Regions from separate parts of the Homo sapiens genome. Here region 2 is linked to region 1. The links are chromatin contacts, found by Hi-C or POLR2A ChIA-PET in ENCODE. All regions are on one chromosome and are shown on one strand. The core of a region is the stretch at or near the end of the contact, and the rest is flanking DNA. Distances in the headings are between cores, read along the strand shown.

Region 1 (6,115 bases), core at 3,614-6,113:
AGGAGCAGTTTGGGGATAGGGCTCTGGTGTGGCAGGGTTGGAATCGGGGTCGCGGTCAGGAGATTGGTTGCCGCAGTTGCAGGACAGTGGCGGGGCCTGGGGGAGGGAGTTAGTCAGGGAGGGGCGTGGCCAATAAGGGCGGGGCCTGGGCGTGGGGGCGGAGCAATACGAGTTGCGACCAGGCCCCGATAGAAACTGGCAGTTTGGGAGCTGGGTAGGGGTGGGGTCAAAGGGAGGCTGGAGCTGGGTGGAGGCGGGTCAGGGAAGGGCAGGGCCAAGGGCCAGGGCAGAGCAGTCCTGGGGCGGGACCCGAGAGGGGAAGCGTGGGAGGGCTGGAGAGGCTCTGGAGTGAGAGCAGGAGCGAGACCCTGGGGTGGGCCTGGAGCCGGGTGGGGCAAATTTCTCACCCAGGCATTCCGCAGCCCGTGGGCCGGCTCGGAAGCCCGGGCCGCACACGCAGCGGAAGCTGCCTGGTGAGTTCTCGCAGCGCCCGGGAGCACAGGGCGGGGGCACGCGGCGACATTCGTCCACATCTGAGGACACGGAGGGGGCTGGTGACAAGGTGACCAGGCAAAGCCCCCCGCCCCGCCTCCTTCCGCGCCCTCCGTCTTGCTCACCAATGCATCGGGTGCCCTGGGGGCTGAGCCGGAAGCCAGAGTCGCAAGCGCAGGTGTAGCCGCTGGGCCGGGAAATGCAGCGTCCTGGGCCGCAGACCTGGGGGTTGCGCTGACACATGCCGGAGGAGGGACCTGGGGGGTCCAGTCAGCCAGGGTTCCCCCATCTCTGAATCCTCCGTTCCTTTCATCCCAGTAAAACCCCCACCCCCGGAGACATCCATAAAACACCTTCATGGATGTCTCCTCCCCAAGCAAGCCCAGTCTTCTTCTGATCTCCATCTTTTTTATCCTGGAACGTTCTCATCAGATCCTTGGCCGAATCCCCTCATCATGCCACCCCAAGGTCTCTGGCTTTGAATAGTTTGCTCTCCAACCCTCCGCCTGAGATACATTCTTAGTGCCCTACCTGAGAAATAATTATCTAATATTAGATAATGAAAAATAATTATCTACCATAAGTATTTATCTGAGCACTTACTAGGTGTCAGACACTTCAGAGGCATCTCAACAACCATCCCCATTTTACCAATGAGAAAACTGAGTCTCAGAGGTTAAATGGCTTGCTCGATTGACACAGAAGAGCCCAACTGTGACTCCAGCTCCTGATCTAACTACCACCCAACCCTTCAAACGCTTATCTCTGCCCATACCATTCCTATTTGCTGTAACCTGGAATCTTCACCTTGGAGTCTTTTACCCCAGAATCCCACCTGTAATACCCCCATCAATGCCCTGAATTCTTTTTTTTTTTTTTTTTTTGAGATGGAGTGTCGCTCAAGCTGGAGTGCAATGGCACGATCTCAGCTCACTGCAACCTCTGCCTCCTGGGTTCAAGTGATTCTCCTGCCTCAGCCTCCCAAGTAGCTGGGATTACAGGCATCTGCCACCACGCCCAGTTAATTTTTGTAGTTTTAGTAGAGACAGGGTTTCGCCATGTTGGCCAGGCTGGTCTCGAACTCCTGACCTGGTGATCCACCCTCCTCAGCCTCCCAAAATGCTGGGATTACAGGCGTGAGCCACTGCTGCAGGCCCAATGCCCTCAGTTCTTTCTAGCAAACCTGATTCAGGAATCTCAGGACCAGTCCAGGCAGGGATGCTGGGCAAGGGAAGCTCAGGGCCGGGCCGGGGATCGGGCCGGGGTTCAGGCCGGGGCTCCAGGCGATGGGTGGGCAGAAAGCCTGATAAAGAAGGGGTATCAACGAGTGGAGCCCAAATCCTCTCTTGCCTCCTTTCACTATGGGGCTGGGGCAGCCCCTTGAAGATGGCACCCACTTCTGCCAGAGCCAGCTCACCTGCAGATGGCCGAGAGGTGGCTGGCAGGGTACGAGGCTGGCTGAGTGACACTCGGGGTGGCTCCTGGCCCAGGGGTCTGGTGTTGTAGCGGAGGTCGGAGGCCGAGTAGTGGTAACCAGGACCAGCCGGGCAGATCTCCCGGAAACCCTCTGGGAATAGGTAAGAGAGACAGAGAGAGGACAAGAGAGCGGGAAGAAAACGATGGCCAGCCCAGACTCTGGCCTTGGCTAGGGGCAGGGCTTGGCTGGAGAGTGTCAGGGGTTTGAGCTGGAGGCTGGGATGGGGTGGTGTCCTGGCCAAAGAGTAGAATGTCTTAGAGGCTACAGGTGGGGCCAAGAGCGTTTTCCCACATTTGGGATGGTGGTAGGAACAGGGTTGAGGGCAGGGTCCGGTTGGGTCTACAGGGACAGAGTTGGAGGCTAGGAAATAGCTCCCTTGTGAGATTTAGTTTTAAGCAGAAGATAGAATGCCAGGGAGGTGTCTCAGGGAGGGGCATGCCTGGGGTGGGGCTAAGCTGAAGGCAGTGTCTCAGAAGCCAAGGACTTGGTCAAAGTTCAGGGACAGGGTGGGACTGGGCGTTGACGCTCAGGAGACAAAAACTAACTTGGGAGCTCCGGGGTAGCTGTGGCTACGAATGGAGGGGTGGCTGTGGCTACAGATGGAGGTGGAGCCATGGATGCTGTCCAGTCTGAGGCCTGCGGGTCTCAGAGGCTGCTGCGTGGCCAAGGCTGGAGCCCAGCCAGTCAGGTTGGGGCAGTGAACTCAGGGTTGGAGGGTGGGGCGTAGAATGAGCGCCACATGTGTTGCGCGTAGGGCTAGGCACTGCCGCAGGGGCTCACCTGAGCCGAAGGGTGGGCAGAGCTGGCAGCCCCGGCCCCAGGCCTTGCCTACGCGGCTGCAGCAGCAGATCTGTTTAGTGATGTTCCGCAGAATGGGCAGCGAACAGCCGCCGTCGCGGAGCACGCGGAAGCAGGGCCCTTTGGCCTCTGAGATCACGTGTTGGGCTGCGAGGAGCAGGGAGGAAATCCTTCAGGGCGGGGCTGGGAATGCTGTAGCACTGAGGGATTTGGGAGAGAGGGGAATGGTTCTGGGGTTGGGGGTGGGGGGTTGGTGGGTGCGAGGGGCATTTGGGAGAGGTCTGAGAGGGTCTGAAGGAGAGCAGTGGGCTCTGGAGGTCTGAGAAGGGCTTGGAGCCTCAATGGGGTGTCAGTGGTGAATGAGAGACTCTGAGAAGGATCTCAAGATCTGAAGATAGTCGAGTCGTTGAGGGGGACGAGAGGATTTGGGGGTCTGAGAAGGATTCCAGAAAGTCTGGGAGAGCTGGGCGCAGTGGCTTACGCCTGTAATCCCAGCACTTTGGGAGGCTGAGGTGGGCAGATCACTTGAAGCCAGGGGTTTGAGGCCAGCCTGGCCAACGTGGCGAAACCCTGTCTCTACCAAAAATACAAAAAAATTTAGCCGGGCATGGTGGTGCCCGCCTGTAGTTCTAGCTACTCGGGAGGCCGAGGCAGGAGAATCACTTGAAACCAGGAGGCAGAGATTGCAGTGAGCCGAGATCGCGCCACTGCACTCCAGCCTGGGCGACAGAGCGAGACTCCATCTCCAAAAAAAAAAGTCTGGGAGTCTGGAGGGATCTGGATCCAAAAGGCTTGAAAGGTCTAAAGGTGGTCCAGGGATGCTGAAGCTGTATAAGAATCTGAGAAGTTCTGAGGGGGCTCTAAGGCTGACAGAGGAACCCGGGAGTCTGGGGGGGTCCGAGGGAATTAAAGGCCCCAGGATGCTCTGGGACTTCTGAGGGCAGGGAGGGCGGGACCCAGCCTCAGCTCCCTGCTGGTTGCTCACAGATGCAGCTGCTGCGGGACGAGTCGAGCAGAAAGCCGTCGGGGCACACACACGTGTACCCGCCGCGCGTGTTTGCACACTCGCCGTGCTGGCAGCGCCCGCCAGTCGCGCACTCATCCACATCTGCCAGGGTTGGGGAGGTCACCGTGGAGTCAGGAACTTGATCCCTGCAAATCCCGCCCCCAGAACCAAGCCCCTCCCACCCCTGCCCCGTTGCACCTTCGCAGGACCCATTAACTCTTTCAAAGCCGGTTGGACAAGGTCCATCTGGGGCGCTCACTCTTTCGGAGTTCCCTGTGGCGAGAGGAGAGGGGTGGGCCAGGGACAGGTGGGCAGAGCGAGAATGGAGTGGGCAGAGACGAAGACGGGGTGGGAGGGACTAAAAGATGTTGGCTGTAGTTTAAGTGCAGGGACAGCCTTAGGTTGGCAGTTGAAATGGCAACATTGGAGACTCCCAAAGTATATGGTGGGGGGCCAAGGCACAAAGGCAGGGTGAGAACAGAGTGGCCAAAGTCAGAAAATGGGGTGGGTGGTCCCAGAGCGGTATGAAAAGCTCAGGACTGGAAGTCGCCTCCACAATGGGGTAGGCGTGGCTACAATTTGTGAACTGGGTTTATCTAGGGCAGAGTAGGAGGAACGGTGAGGTTGTCACCACTCCCCAGCTCCGAGCACTTCGGGGACGTCCTGGGGCTTACCCAGGCGCTCGGAGCACAGCTGACAGTCGTGAACGCCCCAGGCCAAGCCGGCCCCTCGGCAGCAGACCTCCTGCGTCCGGAGCCCGGGCAGCGGGGACGCGCACTGCGGGGAAGTGTTGGGTGAGCGCGCCCCCGCGCGGAGGCAAGCTCCGGGCCCCTCCCCACGGGCCTCCTCTCACTTCGCCTCCGCGCAGCTCCCGAAAGCAGTAACCGAAGCCCGAGGCATCTGAGTAGCCGTCCTCCCGCGGCGCGCTCTGTGCCAACACCGTGTAGGGCGCTGCCGCCTCCGCCCGCGCCGCCGCTTCCGCCCGCGCCACCGCCTCAGCGTCCGCCTCCTCCCAAGGGCCAGACACACGCTCCACCTGGTGCACCACCACCGACGCCTCCTGCGGGTGCTCCACGTGGACGCTCACCATAGATGCCACGCCTAGGGGAGGCACGGCCGGGCAAACGGATGTCTACACGGGTTCTTACGGGGTGGGGCTAGACAAGGCGGGGAGGGCGAGCTGGGCAAAGGTGCTCGGGAAGGCGGGAAATATGAGGGTCAGGGGCAAAGTGAAATGCTTGACAGGGGTCGGAGGGGACTCTGGCCACCCTTTCCTCACCGTGCTCGTCGTCGCGGTGGTTGGCCAGTGGCATAGTGTACACGGAGCGGGTGAGGCCTGGTACAGCCGGGGCCGGGGGCCGGGCGCCCGAGGAGTGCAACTGGCAGAACTTGCCAGCGAAGTCCGGGGGACAGAGGCAGCGGTCAGGCTTCACGCACACACCGCCATTGTGACAGATCAAGGGACACAGGACTGGGAGGAGAACGAGGACACTCAGGGGCGCCACCATTCCTGGCAGGTTCTCCTGGGGTCCCTACTCCCTCAAGGTATCATTCATTTCTAAGTCGCTCCGCCCTTAGCTGTCATGTGGCCCCGCCCCAATTCTGGCATCAGCATTGGCCCAGTCCAGTTGTTCAGCCATCAGAGGTACGGTCCCACCCACTAAGTCGGCAGGATCTCGCTCTATTGCCCAGGCTGGAATGCAGTAGCGTGATTATGGCTCTGCAGCCTCGACCTCCTAAGCTGAAGTGATCCTCCCATCTGAGCCTCCTAAGTAGCTGAGACGACAGGCGTGCACCACATCGGGCTACGTTTTTTAAAAATTTGGTAGAGGCGGGGTCTCACTATGTTGGCCAGGCTGGTCTTGAACTCCTGGGCTCAGGCAATCCTTCTGCCTCAGTCTCCCAAAGTGCTGGGATTACAGGCGTGAGCCCAGCCAGCCCTCAGGCTGTTTATTCACTTTCATGTCAACCTCTCGGATCCCAATTTCTGGCTGAGTCCACGGAGTTCCAGACCAGCCCAGACGGCGCTGACCCCGCCCATTCCGTAGTCCGACGGAACCCTTTGCTGTTCCAGCCCCTCCGACCCAATGCTGATCCCTTCCATTGACTCAAACCACATTTTAACCACTCCCTGGCATAACTCCCCGCCCAACTCTGTCTCCTTCGCATTCTATGCCCGCCCACACTCCCTCTGCTTGGTCCACGAAGTCCTACCTCCGCCCCCTGGCTGTGCCCCCTTTGTAGCCCCTCTCACATTACCTTCTACCCGCGGGATTCTAAACCCCGCCTATCCAGGAGCTTAACCTGCTGCCTCTAGCCCCTCCCACCTTCCTTTCCGCACT
Region 2 (6,381 bases), core at 195-2,694, 240 kb after region 1:
AGAGGTGTGGAAGGAAGGTCGTGTATTGAGATGTGTGTGTGGGTCCACAGATGTGGGTGGAAGATGCTGTGTCTGTTCACAGGCCTGACAGAAGATGACGCTGTGGCTGCCATAGAAACTATGTGTGTGGAGGAGGAGGGGGCGGGCGAGCACTTGGGAGCCTGCAACCTCCTCACTTGTCGCAAGCGCTGGGTAGGGCTGAGTGCAGGCCCTGTTTAGTGTGTGCTTAAGTGTACCTGGTCTGGCAGGCCCCTCCCCCACCAACTGCAGCACCCCCCACTTACTCGCAAGGGTCATAGCAGGGGGCTGGGCGCTGGTTGGGCCCAAAGAGATGCAAGTCGCCGTATTCCCATAGAAACAGCTGAGTCATCAGGGCTCCGAAGCCCACAACCGCCAGAATGAGGACCAGCAGGACCCAGCGGGCTTTCTGTGGGGAGGAGGAGGTGGTCAGCCAGCCCGAGGGGGGCAGCCCAGCCTGTCTCTGAGACAGAGCGAGGGTGGCGGAGGGCTCCTACCTTTTCCGCAGCCTTCCACGCCTCAATCTCATTCATGGGCAGCTCATTGGCGGGCTCCTCTGCAGGCACCTTCAGCTGGGGATGGGGACAACAACGGGGGTGACAGGTGGCTCTTGGGAACCCCCACCCCCACTGTACCCAGTTCCACCCTGCTGAGCCCCCCAATCCACCTACCTCCTGGTACATCAGTTTAGGCTTCATCTTCCCTCAAGGCTGGGGGATACGCAGAGCCCAGGTGAGAAGGTGGGTGTGTCAGGGTCTCCAAACTGGCAGAACAAAAGTGGGCACTGTGTGGGGTGTTCTACGCTTTCCAGGGACAGACATCACAGAAGAGTGATTAGTCTTGGGGCTATTCATAATCATGGGGGCCACTGGCACACTGCCCACCACCCCAAAAAGAGGAAGCTGGTCACTGGTCAGCAGGATTTCGAAATCCCTCAAAATCCAACGCTCTGCTGCCTGCTCTTCACTCTGCAGTGCCCACCCTGCCCCCATCAGCACCCACGCAGCTCCCCTCTAGCAGCCCCCTTCTCCCTCCTCCAACCTGTAGACACCCCAAGAAAGGCAGCGCTGGATGAGGTCAGCGGAGCCCCAGGTCTTTGTGCCTGGCTTTTCTCAGCCCTGGGACAGGGGGTATATTCTAGGTGGCTCCTCCGCCCTCAGGTGCCCCCACACCACACAGCTCAGCCAGGGATCATCGGGGCCTCCCTGCCACCCCGCTGCCCATCCCCCCAGCCAGCCTCCCCCCACCTACCCCTGAGGGGCCTCGGCCTCGCTCTCAGGCGTCTGCAGCTACCTCCGGTGGGCCCCAGCTTCTGTCTGGACAGGCTGAACGAGGGTGGGAGGAGGGGGCGGGGCCTGTGGGAGCTCCGCCCACTGCAGCGGGGAGTCTGCGCAGTGCGTGCCCCAGTCCGGGCTCACCGCAGCGAGAAGCGGGGCTCGGCTCCCCAGACACGGTCGCTCCAGCCTGGCCGGGTTGGGGGGTAGTACATGGCTGGTGGATGGGCTTTGCTACATTCCACCCTAGAGTCCCCGTGTAGGGCAGGGAGGCCACAGGTAAAGAACAAAAGGAACCTCACGTCTTTTCTCATTTACAAACCTTGTGAATTTGTGTACCATGGACATGCATTACCTAGTCAAAAATAAATACATAAATGAAATTAATAAAACGCTTATAAAATGAAACGGAGAGATCATGGTTGAATAACAGAATGAAGAAAGGTAGCGATAAAGTCAACAGAAGACAGTTCACAGCATGAGATGGGAAGAAAAGGTCAGAGGAGATGGTGAATTTTCTGTTGGAGTCTATTTAGATTTTGGTATTTGATTTTTTAAAAAAAGCCAGCTGATATTTTGGTAGGGATTTAAAAAAATTTATTTTCCGATCCACCCCATCCCATATCTCCCAAGAGGGATTTAAGGCCCCGGCTGGAGAAATACACTGGAGACCCCTTTCCTCTCTCATCCCTCCTCTCCTAATTGACAGAGGGTGGCACCTCTTTTCACGGCAGGGTGGCACCTCTCTCAATGAGACAGGGACACCCTCTTCCCTCAAGCTCCCCCAAACACACATGGCAGGAAGTCAAGAGATAACTGCAGAAAAGGAGTATTACTGAGAGAAGCAACAGGGCAGAAGTGGTTGTCTTCAAGGGAGTGGGATTTTGGGGTAGGTCAAGATTGCTTTTTATTGTAAGCCTATTTTCTTTTCTTTTCTTTTCTTTTTTTAGTGCCAGAGTTCTGTTCCCTAGGCTGGAGTGCAGCAGCATGATCATAGCTCACTGCGGCCTCAACTTCCCAGGCTCAAGCAATCCTCCTGCCTCAGCCTCCCAAGCAGCTGGGACTACAGGCACGTGCCACCATGCCCAGCTGCTTTTTTTTTTTTTTTTGGAGACGCAGTCTCGCTCTGTCTCTCCCACGCTGGAGTGCAGTGGCGCCATCTCGGCTCACTGCAACCTCCACCTCCCTGGTTCGAGCAATTCGCCCACCTCAGCTTCCCGAGTAGCTGGGACTACAGGCGCCCGCCACCATGCCCGGCTAATTTTTTTTTTGTATTTTTTAGTAGAGATGGGGTTTCACCATGTTAGCCAGGATGGTCTCGATCTCCTGACCTCGTGATCCGCCCGTCTAGGCCCCCAAAAGTGCTGGGATTACAGGCATGAGCCACCGCGCCCAGCCGCAGCTAATTTTTTTTTTTTTAATTTTGTATAGACGGGGTCTTGCTTATTGCCCAGGCTGAACTCCTGGACTCAAGTGATCCTCCTACCTTGGCCTCCCAAAGTTCTGAGATTACAGGCATGAGCCACCACATCTGGCCCCTATTTTCTTTTTTCTGAGACGGAGTTTCGCTCTTTTGCCCAGGCTGGAGTGCAGTGGCACAATCTTGGTTCACTGCAACCTCCGCCTTGTGGTTTCAAGCGATTCTCCTGCCTCAGCCTCCCGAGTAGCTGGGATTACAGGCGCCTGCCACCACGACCAGCTAATTTTTGTATTTTTAGTAGAGACAGGGTTTCACCAAGTTGGCCAGGCTGGTCTCGAACTCCTGACCTCGTGATCCGCCTGCCTTGGCCTCCCAAAGTGCTGGGATTACAGGCATGAGCCACTGTGCCCAGCCTATTTTCTTTTTTAAAATTGTGAAACATAAGCTATTTTCAGAGAAGTATAGAAAATATCTCGGTGTAGGTTGAGAAATAATTATAAAGCAAACACAGGCGTCACCAGTTTCATTACCTTTTAAAAAATCAGGGGCGCGCATTACTCTTTTTTGAAAAAGAAGAAAAAGAAAACTCTCAGAGCTAGGTGCTCCCCTTACTCCAAGATCCAACCTAGATTTGTAGGGATAACTTGCAAACTCCTCCCTACCAATGTCAGATCCCAGACTGGCGAGGGTAGAACATGCTAGATCCCCTCTTTTCATGGCAGGAAGACAAATGGGGATGCCTAAAAAGGATCTAGCAGGTCGGGTGTGGTGGCTCACGCCTGTAATCCCAGCACTTTGGGAGGCCGAGGTGGGTGGATCACCTGAGGTTAGGAGTTCAAGACCAGCCTGGCCAATGTGGTGAAACCCTCTCTCTACCAAAAATGTAAAAATTAGCTGGGCGTGGTGGCGGGCGCTTGTAATCCCAGCTACTCGGGAGACTGAGGCAGGAGAATTGCTTGAACCTGGGAGGCAGAGGTTGCAGTGAGCTGAGATTGCGCCACTGCACTCCAGCCTGGGTTAAAACAGAGCGAGACTCCGTCTCAAACAAACAAACAAACAAACAAACAAACAAATCTAGCAAGAAACAGCAACAGACTAAGGTTATTTGAAACTCCAGAGGTCACTAGGAGAAGCAGAAGATAACATCAGTCTTAGAGGCGGTTGACCACAACATTGTGGGTGGAGGAGGCAGGAGGGAGTGCAGGAAATGCTTGTCTTCAATTTTCTTTGAAGGCCTTGGTGAGACATATTTTTATTGAAGAATATGGAGTTGGAACAGCAGGCAATGTGAAATTAGGGAAGCCAAGATGAAGAAAAACAAAACCGAAGGCAAGGTGGGGCATGGAGATCTGAAGTAACAGGGCTGGCAGCGTCAGGGCTGGAGAACTGGGATGGTCACTAATAAACCAAAAATAAGGAGAAAGGCCTGGCACCGTGGCTCACACCTGTAATCTCAGCACTTTGGGAGGCTGAGGTGAGAGGACTGCTTGAGCCCAGGAGTTCCAGACTAGCCTTGGCAACATAGCAAGGCCCAGTCTCTACAAGAACATAAAAAATAAAAACAAAAACAAAATAAAAATAGGAAGAAAATAGATGGACTTCGTTCAAATTGTCAGTGATGTTTTGGCTTCCAAATTGTACAGTGATTACAGGTCTGTAATGATTAGTTTAATTTTAACTTTTGATGTTTTAATTGTATTATTTTTCTTATTGTGTTAACTTTTGATTAAAAAGTAAACTAATATTGGAGGGCCAGGCACGGTGGTTTACACGTGTAATCCCAGCACTTTGGGAGGCCAAGGTGGGAGGATTGCTTGAGCCCAGGAGTTTGAGACCAGCCTGGGCAACATAGTGAGACCTAATCTCTACAACAAATGAAAGAAAATTAGCCTGGTATGATGGTGTGGACGTGTAGTTCCAACTATGTGGAAGGCTGAGGCAGGAGAATTGCTTGAATCTGGGAGGTGGAGACTGCAGTGAGCAGTGATCGCACCACCTCACTCCAGCCCAGCTGACAGAGTGAGAGCCTGTCTCATAAAAAACAAACAAATAAAAACTAGTACTGGAGAAGTGATTTCGATTGGATGAGACTGGCAAGACAATACAGTAAGTGCTAGAGCCAGATACCTGTGTTTGAATCTGAGCTTCTGCACTTAGTGACTGTTTGACCTTGGAGAAGTGACAACACCTCTGTGCTCTTGGTTTCTCCATCTGCAAAATGGGCATGGTAACAATAGCATTTGCTGTTCGTTAATTTTACACACATTTACTGGTTGCCTTGTGTGCATCAGGTATTGTTTTAGGCACTGGGGATACAGCTGTGAACAAAATAGACACGAGGGAAAAACAGAGGCCAGGCGCGGTGTCTCACGCCTGTAATGCCAGCACTTTGGGGGGCCGATGTGGGTGGATCACCTGAGGTCTGGCATTCGAGACCAGCCTGGCCAACATGGCGAAATCCCATCTCTACTAAAAATACAAAAATTAGCCGGGCGTGTTGGAGGGCGCCTGTAATCTCAGCTACTCAGGAGGCTGAGGTGGGCGAATTGCTTGAACCAGGGAGGTGGAGGTTGCAGTGAGTTGGCGCCACCGCACTCCAGCGTGGGCGACAAAGGAAACTCCGTCTCAAAAAATAAAAAAAAAAGGTGATAATAAACAAGATAATAAATAAATGATATAATGTTAGAAGGTAGTAAGTGCCATAGAGGATCAGGGAAGGGGGTGGGGGTGGAATTGTTTGTGATATTTAATAAGGAGGTCAGAAAAGGCCTCACTGAGAAGGGGATACCTGAAGAAAAACTTCAAGGTGGGGTGAGATGGACATCTGTGGGAAAAATGATCAGTACAAAGGCCCTGAGGGAGGAATGTGCCTGGTGTGGATGGAGAAGAGTGAGGATGCCAGTGTGTCTGCAGTGAAGTGGGCTGGGGGGAGTGGGAGAGGAGATGTCACAGAGGTGATAGGGCCAGATCCTGCAGGGCTGCCTGGACTGTGATGAGTAGAACAGGGTCACGTGTGGGTTCCCAGCAGGGAAGGATGATGTGATCTGCTTCAGATTTTTTTAAGAGATGGGGATCTCCACTGGGCGTGATGGCTCATGCCTGTAATCCCAGCACTTTGGGAGGCCAAGGTGGGCGGATCACCTGAGGTTGGGAGTTCGAGACCAGCCTGACCAACATGGAGAAACCCTGTCTCTACTAAAAATAAAAAATTAGCTGGGCATGGTGGCACATGCCTGTAATCCCAGCTACTCGGGATTGCTGAGGCAGGAGAATCGCTTGAACCCAGGAGGAGGAAGTTATAGTGAGCCAAGATTGCGCCATTGCACTCCAGCCTGAGTAACAAGAACGAAACTCCATCTCGAAAAAAAAAAGAGATGAGGATCTCCCTACGCTGCCCAGGCTACTCTTGAACTCCTGGCCTCAGGTGACCCTCCTGCCTTGGCCTCGCACAGTGCGGGGATTTCAGGCATGAGCCACTTCGCTGGGCTTCAGTTGGATTTTGTAGTGGGTTGAATGGTGGCCTCAAAAAAGATGTGTCCCACGCAAGCATAATCCCCGGAACTTACGTGCATGTGACCTTATTTGGAAAAAGGATCTTTGCAATTGTAATCAGATTTAGGATCTTGAGATGAGATCATCCTGGACTAACTGGATGGGCCCTAAATCCAA

What was found. Hi-C counts contacts between places; a loop is a spot of excess contacts on that map. ChIA-PET counts read pairs that join two places held with the same protein, here RNA polymerase II (POLR2A). Pooled maps may share reads with other maps.
Region 2: a loop to region 1 is called in a pooled map, with 2.3 times the contacts of the local background. The contact joins two enhancer-like sites. A Hi-C loop is called at or near these places in 1 of 37 single-sample maps with no recorded cell type and 1 of 50 pooled maps. POLR2A ChIA-PET finds 5 or more read pairs at or near these places in 2 of 52 experiments (HEK293 and WTC11).

What each region holds. Positions count from the first base shown.
Region 1 is chr19:40,604,164-40,610,278 of GRCh38, reverse strand. It overlaps LTBP4 (latent transforming growth factor beta binding protein 4), which reads right to left. Exons shown (of 30, transcript NM_001042545.2): 2 at 5,053-5,244; 3 at 4,627-4,874; 4 at 4,448-4,550; 5 at 3,972-4,046; 6 at 3,753-3,875; 7 at 2,750-2,914; 8 at 1,910-2,059; 9 at 1,676-1,795; 10 at 618-749; 11 at 408-533. Among named protein-coding and RNA genes, the nearest start is that of LTBP4, 5.9 kb to the right of the region's middle. RefSeq lists silencers at 96-425, 4,420-4,669 and an enhancer at 3,762-4,056. Within about 2 kb of position 4,863, at least 36 of the 41 ENCODE cell types and tissues checked have a DNase peak (open chromatin) inside an H3K27ac peak, as active enhancers do.
Region 2 is chr19:40,360,819-40,367,199 of GRCh38, reverse strand. It overlaps PLD3 (phospholipase D family member 3), which reads right to left. Exons shown (of 13, transcript NM_012268.4): 2 at 1,270-1,482; 3 at 690-781; 4 at 516-590; 5 at 285-427. The coding sequence starts at 716. Among named protein-coding and RNA genes, the nearest start is that of MIR6796, 5.8 kb to the left of the region's middle. Within about 2 kb of position 1,444, at least 11 of the 41 ENCODE cell types and tissues checked have a DNase peak (open chromatin) inside an H3K27ac peak, as active enhancers do.